Linked DNA regions of Homo sapiens: all the other regions are linked to region 3. The links are chromatin contacts, found by Hi-C or POLR2A ChIA-PET in ENCODE. All regions are on one chromosome and are shown on one strand. The core of a region is the stretch at or near the end of the contact, and the rest is flanking DNA. Distances in the headings are between cores, read along the strand shown.

What was found. A loop is a pair of places that touch in the nucleus more often than their neighbours do. ChIA-PET counts read pairs that join two places held with the same protein, here RNA polymerase II (POLR2A). Pooled maps may share reads with other maps.
Region 1: a pooled map shows a loop between it and region 3 (17-fold over the local background). The contact joins the enhancer-like site here to the promoter of KIF11 in region 3. A Hi-C loop is called at or near these places in 2 of 37 single-sample maps with no recorded cell type and 5 of 50 pooled maps. POLR2A ChIA-PET finds 5 or more read pairs at or near these places in 1 of 52 experiments (OCI-LY7).
Region 2: a loop to region 3 is called in a pooled map, with 5 times the contacts of the local background. The contact joins the enhancer-like site here to the promoter of KIF11 in region 3. A Hi-C loop is called at or near these places in 1 of 37 single-sample maps with no recorded cell type and 7 of 50 pooled maps. POLR2A ChIA-PET finds 5 or more read pairs at or near these places in 2 of 52 experiments (CD8-positive, alpha-beta memory T cell and H1).

What each region holds. Positions count from the first base shown.
Region 1 is chr10:92,140,250-92,144,038 of GRCh38, reverse strand. CPEB3 (cytoplasmic polyadenylation element binding protein 3) reads left to right here. Exons shown (of 10, transcript NM_014912.5): 6 at 921-1,010. Among named protein-coding and RNA genes, the nearest start is that of CPEB3, 150 kb to the left of the region's middle. Within about 2 kb of position 1,903, at least 7 of the 41 ENCODE cell types and tissues checked have a DNase peak (open chromatin) inside an H3K27ac peak, as active enhancers do; they include OCI-LY7, where a contact is called at or near this core.
Region 2 is chr10:92,209,292-92,212,930 of GRCh38, reverse strand. The region is part of intron 2 of CPEB3 (cytoplasmic polyadenylation element binding protein 3); the gene reads left to right. Among named protein-coding and RNA genes, the nearest start is that of CPEB3, 80 kb to the left of the region's middle. RefSeq lists an enhancer at 1,430-1,599. Within about 2 kb of position 1,495, at least 7 of the 41 ENCODE cell types and tissues checked have a DNase peak (open chromatin) inside an H3K27ac peak, as active enhancers do.
Region 3 is chr10:92,591,726-92,595,794 of GRCh38, reverse strand. KIF11 (kinesin family member 11) reads right to left here and starts at 2,665. Exons shown (of 22, transcript NM_004523.4): 1 at 2,343-2,665. The coding sequence starts at 2,419. RefSeq lists silencers at 2,261-2,330, 2,411-2,460 and enhancers at 1,928-2,679, 2,781-2,830, 2,861-3,050, 3,861-3,950.

The sequences.
Region 1 (3,789 bases), core at 654-3,153, 450 kb after region 3:
CCAGTAGGCTTTGGGTCTGATATAAAAATACTGTCTGATATTCTAACAGTCTTGTTTTTCTAGCATTTTTCTAGCTATGACACACTTCAAATTTATCATGATTTCCTTTTTTCATGGTGACAGGAGAAAAGTCTCAAAAAGTGGTTTTATTTTAGACTAACTACATTAAAGTTATACATAGCTGAATGCTTATTTTCCTCCAAATTGTTCTTGTATTCATGTTAATCTCATCTATTGATTAGATTATCTTCAAGACAATTTTTAAGATCATGGCTGAGAGAGTGGTACCCTAAACCTGAGTAGGAGCCAGGTTATAACCTCTGCTTTGAGTCATATGTCAGAGGGAAAATATAAATGTATTGATCTATAATTTTTGATATATTTTCTATATAGGGTACGTAATATGTAGTTATTAAAGAGAACATTGGCCATCAACATTTTCTTATCACCCAATAGAATTACCTACTTATTGCCCCTACTCCTTACCAAAAGAATCGTATCTATTTCTTAAATAATCTTAGAGGTTCCTACAAGTGAAACCATATTTTAAATATTTTCTGTACCTTACTTTCTTACTAAAATCAGAGAACATTCCTATTTTTAGAATCTTTCTATTTGACATAGAAGTCACCTTAGTTTAATATGAGATACTTTTCTTCCAAATTCTTTATGTCAAGTTTATTGGCAGTGAAAGGAAATGAATTATAGTTAGAAACACACTTTGCATGATTAAAAGTGAATAACCAAATGTACACCCAAGCAATGGTATTTCACTTAGTAGGTTTCACTTCCGTAAAGATGCTATAGAAAACAACCCTCAAAACATTTTTTTAAACTAAAAAGACATGTTTTGTGCTCTTCTGGTTTTCTGATTGCAATATTTTTTTCTCTTTTGCTAAGATTCTTTCTTTGTTTTGTAGATGAGATCACTGCCAGCTTTCGCAGGTTTGGACCTCTCGTAGTAGACTGGCCTCACAAAGCTGAAAGCAAGTCTTATTTTCCTCCTAAAGGTAATGCTCTTAAAATGTTTCCACTGCTTGCCTGTTGGAGAGATAGCATGACAGTTCAATAAAAGGCAGCCTTTTAACTCTTGAAATAGCTGTTGAATTTTTTCCCCCAATTAGGAAAACATTTTAATGTTGATCATCCTTTTGTGTATTATGTTTCCACTTAGAGACTCTTCCCCTGAAGCACACTGATTGTTTCATGGCACCGATTTTATTGACAGTGAGACCCTGGAAGTCTGTTGTGGATGAGCCTCCTGCTAATTTTCATTATTTTGAAAGGAAAGATCTAGGGTTTTGAGGAATGTCAGCAATGGTAAAGGAAAAGATTATTTAGGGTCAGATTTTATTTGTATTCCATAGCCCTGTGGTTTTATAGATCTTGTAAACCCCAAACCTGGGAAACCTAGTGGCTAAAGAATGGCATTGTACAAAATTATCTTTATCCACATCTGTATATTAAGTGACTTAGCCTGTTTGGGAGCAGAGGGCAAACTAGCAAAAGACACTCCATATGACCTTGCTTCCCTGATTTTTGGGGAGGCTCATTTGATAATTTATGAGTGCATGAAAATATATTGCTTTGTTCATAGTTTGTCATTTCTGCAGAATCTAGGGAACTTTACTGGTGATATTCATTTGGGTGTGTTCCTAGATTTATATAGAAGAATGTTTTGGGTTAAAGGTTTTGTTTGTGTTACATTCTGTAGATATGCTTCAAGGATACATTTCATTTCAGAAAAATGGCTTTTTGATACGTATTATTGTGTAATATTACTCAGCACAAAAAGATGAAGTGAAAATACTTGTCCTTCCTGTGCCTCATAAATGAATCAAATTATAGCTTAACCTGAGGAAGGCAAGTGGCTTCCTTTTATGTCCGGTTTGTTAGGTTTCATTGTCAGTTGTACTTCTCCAATTCTCACTCTCTTCATAACCCACAAAAATAAGTTAATATAGAGGGCTGTTGCTTGTTCTTTGTTTTTTTTTTTTTTGTTTTTATTTGTTTTTTTTTTTGAGACGGAGTCTCACTCTGTCGCCCAGGCTGGAGTGCAGTGGCGTGATCTCGGCTCACTGCAAGCTCCGCCTCCTGGATTCACGCCATTCTCCTGCCTCAGCCTCCCGAGTAGCTGGGACTACAGGCTCCTGCCGCCACGCCCGGCTCATTTTTTGTATTTTTAGTAGAGACAGGGTTTCACCGTGTTAGCCAGGATGGTCTCGCTCTCCTGACCTCGTGATCCGCCTGCCTTGGCCTCCCAAAGTGCTGGGATTACAGGCGTGAGCCACCATGCCCGGCCTTTTTTTTTTTGGTATGTTTTCTTATCAATTATTTATTATAACCATATGAATAATTCCAGTTATTATTTTTATTTCAATAACTATTATTATTATTTTTTATTATTATTATACTTTAAGTTTTAGGGTACATGTGCACAATGTGCAGGTTAGTTACATATGTATACATGTGCCATGCTGGTGTGCTGCACCCATTAACTCATCATTTAGCAATAGGTATATCTCCTAATGCTATCCCTCCCCCATCCCCCCACCCCACAACAGTCCCCAGAGTGTGATGTTCCCCTTCCTGTGTCCATGTGTTCTCATTGTTCAATTCCCACCTATGAGTGAGAACATGCAGTGTTTGGTTTTTTGTCCTTGTGATAGTTTGCTGAGAATGATGATTTCCAATTTCATCCATGTCCCTACAAAGGACATGAACTCATCCTTTTTTATGGCTGCATAGTATTCCATGGTGTATATGTGCCACATTTTCTTAATCCAGTCTATCATTGTCGGACATTTGGGTTGGTTCCAAGTCTTTGCTATTGTGAATAGTGCCGCAATAAACATACGTGTGCATGTGTCTTTATAGCAGCATGATTTATAGTCCTTTGGGTATATACCCAGTAATGGGATGGCTGGGTCAAATGGTATTTCTAGTTCTAGATCCCTGAGGAATCGCCACACTGACTTCCACAATGGTTGAACTAGTTTACAGTCCCACCAACAGTGTAAAAGTGTTCCTATTTCTCCACATCCTCTCCAGCACCTGTTGTTTCCTGACTTTTTAATGATTGCCATTCTAACTGGTGTGAGATGGTATCTCATTGTGGTTTTGATTTGCATTTCTCTGATGGCCAGTGATGGTGAGCATTTTTTCATGTGTTTTTTGGCTGCATAAATGTCTTCTTTTGAGAAGTGTCTGTTCATGTCCTTCGCCCACTTTTTGATGGGGTTGTTTGTTTTTTTCTTGTAAATTTGTTTGAGTTCATTGTAGATTCTGGATATTAGCCCTTTGTCAGATGAGTAGGTTGCAAAAATTTTCTCCCATTTTGTAGGTTGCCTGTTCACTCTGATGGTAGTTTCTTTTGCTGTGCAGAAGCTCTTTAGTTTAATTAGATCCCATTTGTCAATTTTGGCTTTTGTTGCCATTGCTTTTGCTGTTTTAGACATGAAGTCCTTGCCCATGCCTATGTCCTGAATGGTAATGCCTAGGTTTTCTTCTAGGGTTTTTATGGTTTTAGGTCTGATGTTTAAGTCTTTAATCCATCTTGAATTAATTTTTGTATAAGGTGTAAGGAAGGGATCCAGTTTCAGCTTTCTACATATGGCTAGCCAGTTTTCCCAGCACCATTTATTAAATAGGGAATCCTTTCCCCCTTGCTTGTTTTTGTCAGGTTTGTAAGATCAGATAGTTGTAGATATGCGGCATTATTTCTGAGGCCTCTGTTCTGTTCCATTGATCTATATCTCTGTTTTGGTCCCAGTACCATGCTGTTTTGGT
Region 2 (3,639 bases), core at 246-2,745, 380 kb after region 3:
TTTTTTAAATTTTATTTATTTTTTGTAGAGATGGGGTCTTGCTATGTTGCCCAGGCTGGTCTGGAACTTCTGGCTTTAAGTGATCATCTCACCTTGGCCTCCCAAAGTGCTGGGATTATAGGTGTGAGCCACCATGCTTGGCTGAAATTAATTTTACTAATATATTTTATTTAACCTCTATATGTGAAATGTTATTTCAACACATGATCAATACAAAAATTATTAATGAGATGTTTTACTTTTTTTTGTACTAAGTCTTTGAAATCCGGTGGGTACTTTACAAATACAGCACATCTCAGTTTATTCTAGCGACATTTCAAGTGCTCAATAGCCACATGTGGTTAGTGGCTACTATATTGGACAATGAGGATATATTGTTTTAGGCTGGGCAAAGTGGCTCACACCTGTAATCCCAGCACTTTGGGAGACCGAGGTGAGTGGATCACCTGAGGTCAGGAGTTTGAGACCAGCCTGGCCAACATGGTGAAACCCCATCTCTATTAAAAACACAAAAATTAGCTGGGCAGTGGTGAGTGCCTGTAATCCCAGCTACTTGGGAGGCTGAGGCAGGAGAATTGGTTGAACCTGGGAAGTGGAGGTTGCAGTGAGCTGAAGTTGCACCACTGTACAACTGTCTTGTTGTACACTGTCTTGTTGTACCACTGTCTTGTTGCCTGGGCAACAAGAGTGAAACTCCATCTCAAAAAAAAAAAAAAAAAAGAATTTATTGTCTTAAAACATATATGTTGGAGCTGGGCACGGTGGCTCCTGCCTATAATCCTGGCACTTTGGGAGGCCAAGGTGAGCACATCACTTGAGGTCAGGAGTTCAAAACCAGCCTGGCCAACATAGTGAAACCCCGTCTCTACTAAAAGTACAAAAAATAAAAATAAAAAATTAACCAGGAGTGGTGGCGGGTGCCTGTAATCCCAGCTTCTTGGAAGGCTGAGGCAGGAGAATTGCTTGAACCCTGGAGGTGGAGGTTGCAGTGAGTCGAGATGGCACCACTGCACTCCAGCCTGGGCAACAAAGTGAAACTCCGTCTCAAAAAAAGAAAAAGATATATGATCTTAGAACATATATGTTTGAGCTGGGCGCAGTGGCTCATGCCCATAATTCTAGCACTTTGGGAGGCTGAGGTGGGCGGATCACTTGAGGTCAGGAGTTCAAAACCAGCCTAGCCAACATAGTGAAACCCGGTCTCTACTAAAAATACACACAAAAAAATTAACCTGGTGTGGTGGCGGGCTCCTGTAATCCCAGCTACTTGGGAGGCTGAGGCAGGAGAATTGCTTGAACCTGAGAGGCAGAGGTTGCAGTGAGCCAAGATCGCGCCACTGCACGCCAGCCTGGGCAACAGAGCGAGACTCTGTCTCAAAAAAAAAAAAAAAAAATTATGATATATGTTTGAATGAGCTGTTGTTTAAAACAATTTGAGCTTAGATAGTTTGTGTTCCGTGTCATGATTTGGCACAGTTTATCTGTTCTGAGTCATAGTTTCTGTTTCTATGTGGTTTCTGTTTCATTTCTCACTTTCATGCATAAATCTGTGATCTTCCATTAGCATGCCATTATTAATACACATATACAGAGATATAATCTATAATTTACAAAGACAATGTAAGAGTTTTCTTGGATACTTGATAAATTATCTACCAGACTAAGCCTTCACTTCCAGTAGGTATTGTTTCATCAAATTTTCTAAACAAAAATTGTCTAAAAGTGGCTGAATGCTTATATTGTTCCACCAGTTTTTATTTTATGTGGTGCTTTCTTTATAGCTGACAAAAGCATTTTACATATATTCTCACTTATAAGATATTTCATGGTATTTTCTTTGAGCTTTCATGTTTATAGCTTTTATTTATTGATTTATTTTTTGAGATGGAGTCTCACTCTGTTGCCCAGGCTGGAGTGCAGTGATGTGATCTCAGCTCACTGCAACCTCTGCCTGTATTTATATATGTACCAGGCTCAAGCGATTCTCCTGCCTCAGCCTCCTGAGTAGTGGGATTACAGGCATGTGCCACCACGCCTGGCTAATTTTTGTATTTTTATACAGACTGGGTTTCATCATCTTGGCCAGGCTGGTCTCGAACTCCTGACCTCAAGTAATCCGCCCGCCTTGGCCTCCCAAAGTGCTGGGATTACAGGCATGAGCCACCACGCCTGGCCATATTTATAGCTTTAAATGAAATTGTTTTTATTTAGTATAGATGTTATCAACACAATTATAACATTATTCAAATGAAGAGTAGTTGTTAAAGTCATCATATATCCATTGGAATTGAATTATACCCTCAGTTTTTCCAAGAGACTACAGATTGTTCAATAGTTTATGTATTACCCCTTAAAGTGTGTATGTGTGCGTGTATGTTTATATTTTTCTTCCTTTCTTTTGGTTTCCAGCAACTTTCCTATCCTGCATTATTTCAAAATAATTGCTATTAATTTTTTATACACATTCAGTTCCACTTAGTTGAATGGAATATATTTGCCACTTTCCTTTTTCACAGTTTCATAGTTTGCTGCCTGTAAATCATGCCTGATTTTACTTTGGTTCATTATTACTCCTTCATGAAGACAGAATTGAGGTCCCTTCTGCTTCCATACCATAGTTGATGACCACCTTCATTTGTATCTTTATAGCATCCAGGTGAGGTAGGCATTATTGTTATCCACATTTCTCAAATGAGGAAACTCATACACAGGGAGATTAAATAACTTATTCAATTCTATTGAAATTTGAGTGCTTACAGTGTGCTGTGATTTAAATCTTTTTATTTTTATCTAACTGCAGAGCGGCAGAGCATTATAATTCTGGCTACTACAGGTCATCCCAATGAAAGACTGATTATTTTGGGTATATAATTATATAAATAGTGAGTTCTGTCTGCTTTTTCCTTTTCATTTCTTCTTGGCTTCTCTCTCCTTTTTCCTTCCTGAAATTGTTCCTTGAAATTCCACTTTTTTTTTTTTTTTTTTTTTTGAGACAGAGCCTAGCTCTGTCGCCCAGGCTGGAATGCAGTGGCAAGATCTCAGCTTGGCTCACTGCAGCCTCCGCCTCTCGGGTACAAGTGATTCTCCTGCCTCAGCCTCCTGAGTAGCTGGGATTACAGGCGCCTGCTACCACGCCCAGCTAATTTTTGTATTTTTAGTTGAGATGGGGTTTCACTGTGTTGGCCAGGCTGGTTTTGAACTCCTCATATTGTGATCTGCCTGTCTGCCTCCCAAAGTGCTGGGATTACAAGCGTGAGCTGCTGAAATTCCACTTTTGAGTCCTTGCATTTGGAATATTGTATATACCTGATAGTCTCATTGAAGGAAGATAATCATACTACCAGTCTTCTTGCTTATTGTTTCGGCCTCTAAAAAGTCTTTTTTGTTTGTTTTTTTGTTTTTTGACACAGAGTTTCTGTCTCTTGTTGCCCAGGCTGGAGTGCAATGGCACGATCTTGGCTCACTGCAACCTCTCCCTCCTGGGTTCAAGCGATTCTCATGCCTCAGCCTCCCAAGTAGGTGGGATTACAGGCATGTGCCACCACGCCCAGCTAATTTTTGTATTTTTGGTAGAAATGGAGTTTCACCATGTTGGCCAGGCTGGTCTCAAATTCCTGACCTCAGGTGATCTGCCTGCAT
Region 3 (4,069 bases), core at 1,416-3,915:
TTAGAGTAGTCAAAATCATAAGACAGTCGAATGGTAGGTGTCGGGTTGATGGGAGAGGGAAATGGGGAGTTATTGTTTAATGTGTATAGAGTTTCAGTTTTTCATGATGAAAAGAGTTATGGAGATGGATGGTAGTAATTGTTGCAGAATATTATGTATTTAATATCACTGAACTGTACACTTAAAAGTGGTTAAGATGTTAAATTTTATATTATGTGTGTTTGAAAATGACTTTTTAAATTGGGAAAAAAATAGGGGATGGAATAGGAGGGACATAAGAAAGAGAACCAGTAGCGCATTATGTAGGGATCTGTAAACTTTAACCTGTGGGTCAAACCTGGCCCCTGCCCTGACAGATTTAAGAATGATTTTTACAGTTTTAAAGTGTTCTTAAAAAAAAAAAGATCAGAAAATAATGTGACAGAAACCACATGTAAAGGGGTACAGTAGCTCACGCCTATAATCCCAGCACTTTGGGAGGCCAAGGTGGGTGGATTCTCTGAGGTCAGGAGTTCGAGACCAGCCTGGCCAACATGGTGAAACCCCATCTCTACTAAAAATACAAAAATTAGCCAGGCATGGCGGTGTGCGCCTGTAATCCCAGCTACCTGAGAGGCTGAAGTGGGAAAATTGCTTGAATCCGGGAGGCGGAGGTTGCAGTGAGCTGAGATTGCACCACTGCACTACGGCCTAAGAGAGCGAGACTCCGTCTCAAAAAAAACTGATAAACCACATGTGATCTGCAAAGCCTAAAGTATTTAAATAAAATAAATATTTATTTCTCTGGGCCCTTTACAGAAAAGGCTTACCAACCCCTGAGGACCTCGCAACTCATAAGTTGCCTATTTACTAAAGCTTAATGCTTAATGACAGACGCACCAGGAAGGCTATTTGAAAGAAAAAGGCTAATCTGAAAAAAAAAATCTCTTTACACAAAAATTATTGTAAATATTAGACACAAGCAAAGAACTATTCTATTCATTGGTGATAAAGTAAATCTCTTCTAAGACTTGAAATGTATACGGATCATAAACATCAAGTTCAAGATAATGGTTAACAGTGGCTGGAGGAAAAGGGATGGAGAGGGAAAAGGGGGGCTCCAGCAATGATTGTTTTGTTTCTTAATCTGGGTGATGAATATACAAATGTTTATTACATTGTTCTTAATAACTTTTTGTAAGTCTGAAATATTTTGTAACTAACATTAAAAAAGAAATTAAATAAATGCATACGGAAAAGGTAATATTGCCTGGTTTTATTAAACAACCAAAATAATTTTAAAATTTGCACTTGTTATATGCACTGCATTTTTAAATAAAAATCTTCAAACAACTAACTACTAACAGAAGCCCCAGAGTACAACAACTAGTAAGTGTCACTGGCTAGACTTAAGATTGCCACCCAATTTCCTCTCTGACACCTTGTTTAGAAACCTAGTCATCACCTTCGATATCCACAATTCAAGTTACCAGGGCTGAGTAAACAATAGCCTAAGAAAGTTTGTTGATACAAGTTTTTCTAAAAAATAACCTTTTAATTTTAGAATACTTTGGGGTTTACAGAAAAGTTGCAACAGCAACTGTTAACAGCCACAAAAACGGACACACAAAACACACATACTCAGTAAACTGTGGAGAGCCTCTAAAAAGTTGAATAAATCAATTCTAACTAAGCAGCAGTTTCTAGCTTATTTTAAAATTGGGAAGTTATTTGGAAACCAGTCAGGGGAGGGCCGAACACCCCTCCACATCCCTTTATCTCGAAATATCCGTTTAGTTTGGTCTATGAACAAACACGCAGATGAAAGGGAAAACTGCAGCACAATCAGAAATTTACACTAGCTTAACTTGTCTTGATCTTTTAAAAAACATAAACTCACTTTATTAATTTTTAATGTTTAAAGACAGAGATGTTTACTTGTTTAGTAGGGATGCAGAAAATATTGCATCTAGAATAAAGAGAACAGTGATTGATTGCTTTTTAGAGGTAATAATACCAACGTAAGTGCTTAACCATCTGCAAAATAGGTATTCAGTCTTACTTCCAAACTGACAAACTACATGAAGTAGCATATAAAAGTGACACCTACATCTTTATTGACTATAGTTTAAACATAAGAACGCACTTTTCAGTATGGAACAGTGATCAAATCAAACATGTTATTTTCTCCTAAAAACCACATACACACAGCAACCGGGTGTCATTTTTATTGAACAGAACGCGGAGAACCAAGAAACTGGGACCCTCAGGAAATGCAAATAAAATCCCTCTCCCTGGACCGCGCAGTAGGGGGCCCAGCAGCGAAGCCGCAGCGCTCGGAATCCTGTCAGCCCTCTCCCTACCTGCATCTCACCACCACCTGGATGTTCTTCCCCTTCTCCTCTTTCTTCTTCGCAGACGAATTTGGCTGCGACGCCATGACGGTCCCCGCCAAAAAATCAAGGCCCGGCCGCGGACCTGGGCGCTGTGAGGGGCGGAGGGGCTTGGCGGCCGACAGGGGCCGGAGTCTCCCTGGTCCCTCTCGGGCGCTGGCGTGGCCTGGAGGACCGACGCACGCAGGTCGGCGTCCCCGCTCTCTACCCGGTACTCTGGCCGTGGCGTTTGTCCCGCGCCAGTCGGAGCCGCCAAATCACTAATCTCGTCTCCGCCCGAATCCCCAGAAACTAAGCAACGACTCGGCGCCTCAATTTGAAAAAGAGACAGAGTAGCCGGACCAATGGCTGCGCTGGCGCGCAAGGCACCATGGGATGCAGTATCCTCACTGGAGCCCCGCCCCCGGAGCGTGGCCTACGGGAACGTAAAGAGGTGGTCTGTCTGCTTGCTCCGGAACTTGGTAGTCCAGAGCCGAGACGCTAGAATTGAGTGTGGAACTTTTAGCGTAGCGTGGCTCAACTTACATAACGTCCCTAGCCCAAAATTCCCTCAGCTGCAGAGAGGAAATAATAGTAACCATCTCAGAGGGTTAGGGTGAGAATTAATGAGCTTGTGGAAGTAAATAGATTGGAATATATGGTAAGCACTCGCCATGATTATAATTATTAGAGAATTGTAAGAGAGGGCAGTAGAAGCACAGAAGAGAGGTCCAAAGCGAGCCGCCATCCCGGAGGCAGAGACCAGAATAGTCTTTGTGTGTGTGTGTGTGTGTGTGTGTGTGTGAGAGACGGAGTCTTGCTCTTGTCACCCAGGCTGGAGTGCAGTGGCGCGATCTCGGCTCATTGCAACCTCCGCCTCGCAGGTTCAAGCGATTCTGCTGCTTCAGCCCCCGAGTAGCTGGGATTACAGGTGCGTGCCACCACGCCCGGCTAATATTTGTATTTTCAGTAGAGATGTGGTTTCACCATGTTGGCCAGGCTGGTCTCGAACTCCTGACCTCAGATGATCCACCCGCCTCGGCCTCCCAAAGTGCTGGGATTACAGGCGTGAGCCACCGCGCCCGGTCCAGAATAGGCTTGAAGAATAATTAATGTTGGGGCCCGGTGGCTCAGGCCTGTAATCCCAACACTTTAACGGGCCGAGGTAGGACGATAACTTAAGTTCCAGGAGTTTGAGACCAGTCTGGGCGACATAGGGAGACCCCCCTCCCCGCGCCTCCCAACGGGTCTCAACAAAAAATAGAGGGGAAAAAATAGCCTGGTGTGGTGATGCGTGCCTTTTGGTCCCATCTACTCGGGATGCTGAGGAAGAAGGATCGCTGAACACGGGAGATAGAGGCTGCAGTGAGCCGGGATTATGTCGCTGGATTACTCCAGCATAGGCGACAGAGCAATGCCCTTTCTCAAAAAGAAAATAATAATAATAATAATTAGGAAGTGTTAAGCGATAAGGCTACTACAGGTTCCAAATCGTGATGAAATGGACACTGGACGCCATTTGGAGGACTCTGAATTTATCCTTTAGTCATCATCTCTAAGTGACTCCAGGCAAGAAAGCAGGGTCCGCCTCGATTTTAGAACGACTGCACTGACCGAGTGACGCAGGCCGCGGGTGCGCTGCGCTCCCCGTTTCTGCGCGGCGCAGCGGGCGGTGGCATCTCAAGGAAGCTGCGCAAACATCCGCCGCCCCGGCCTAC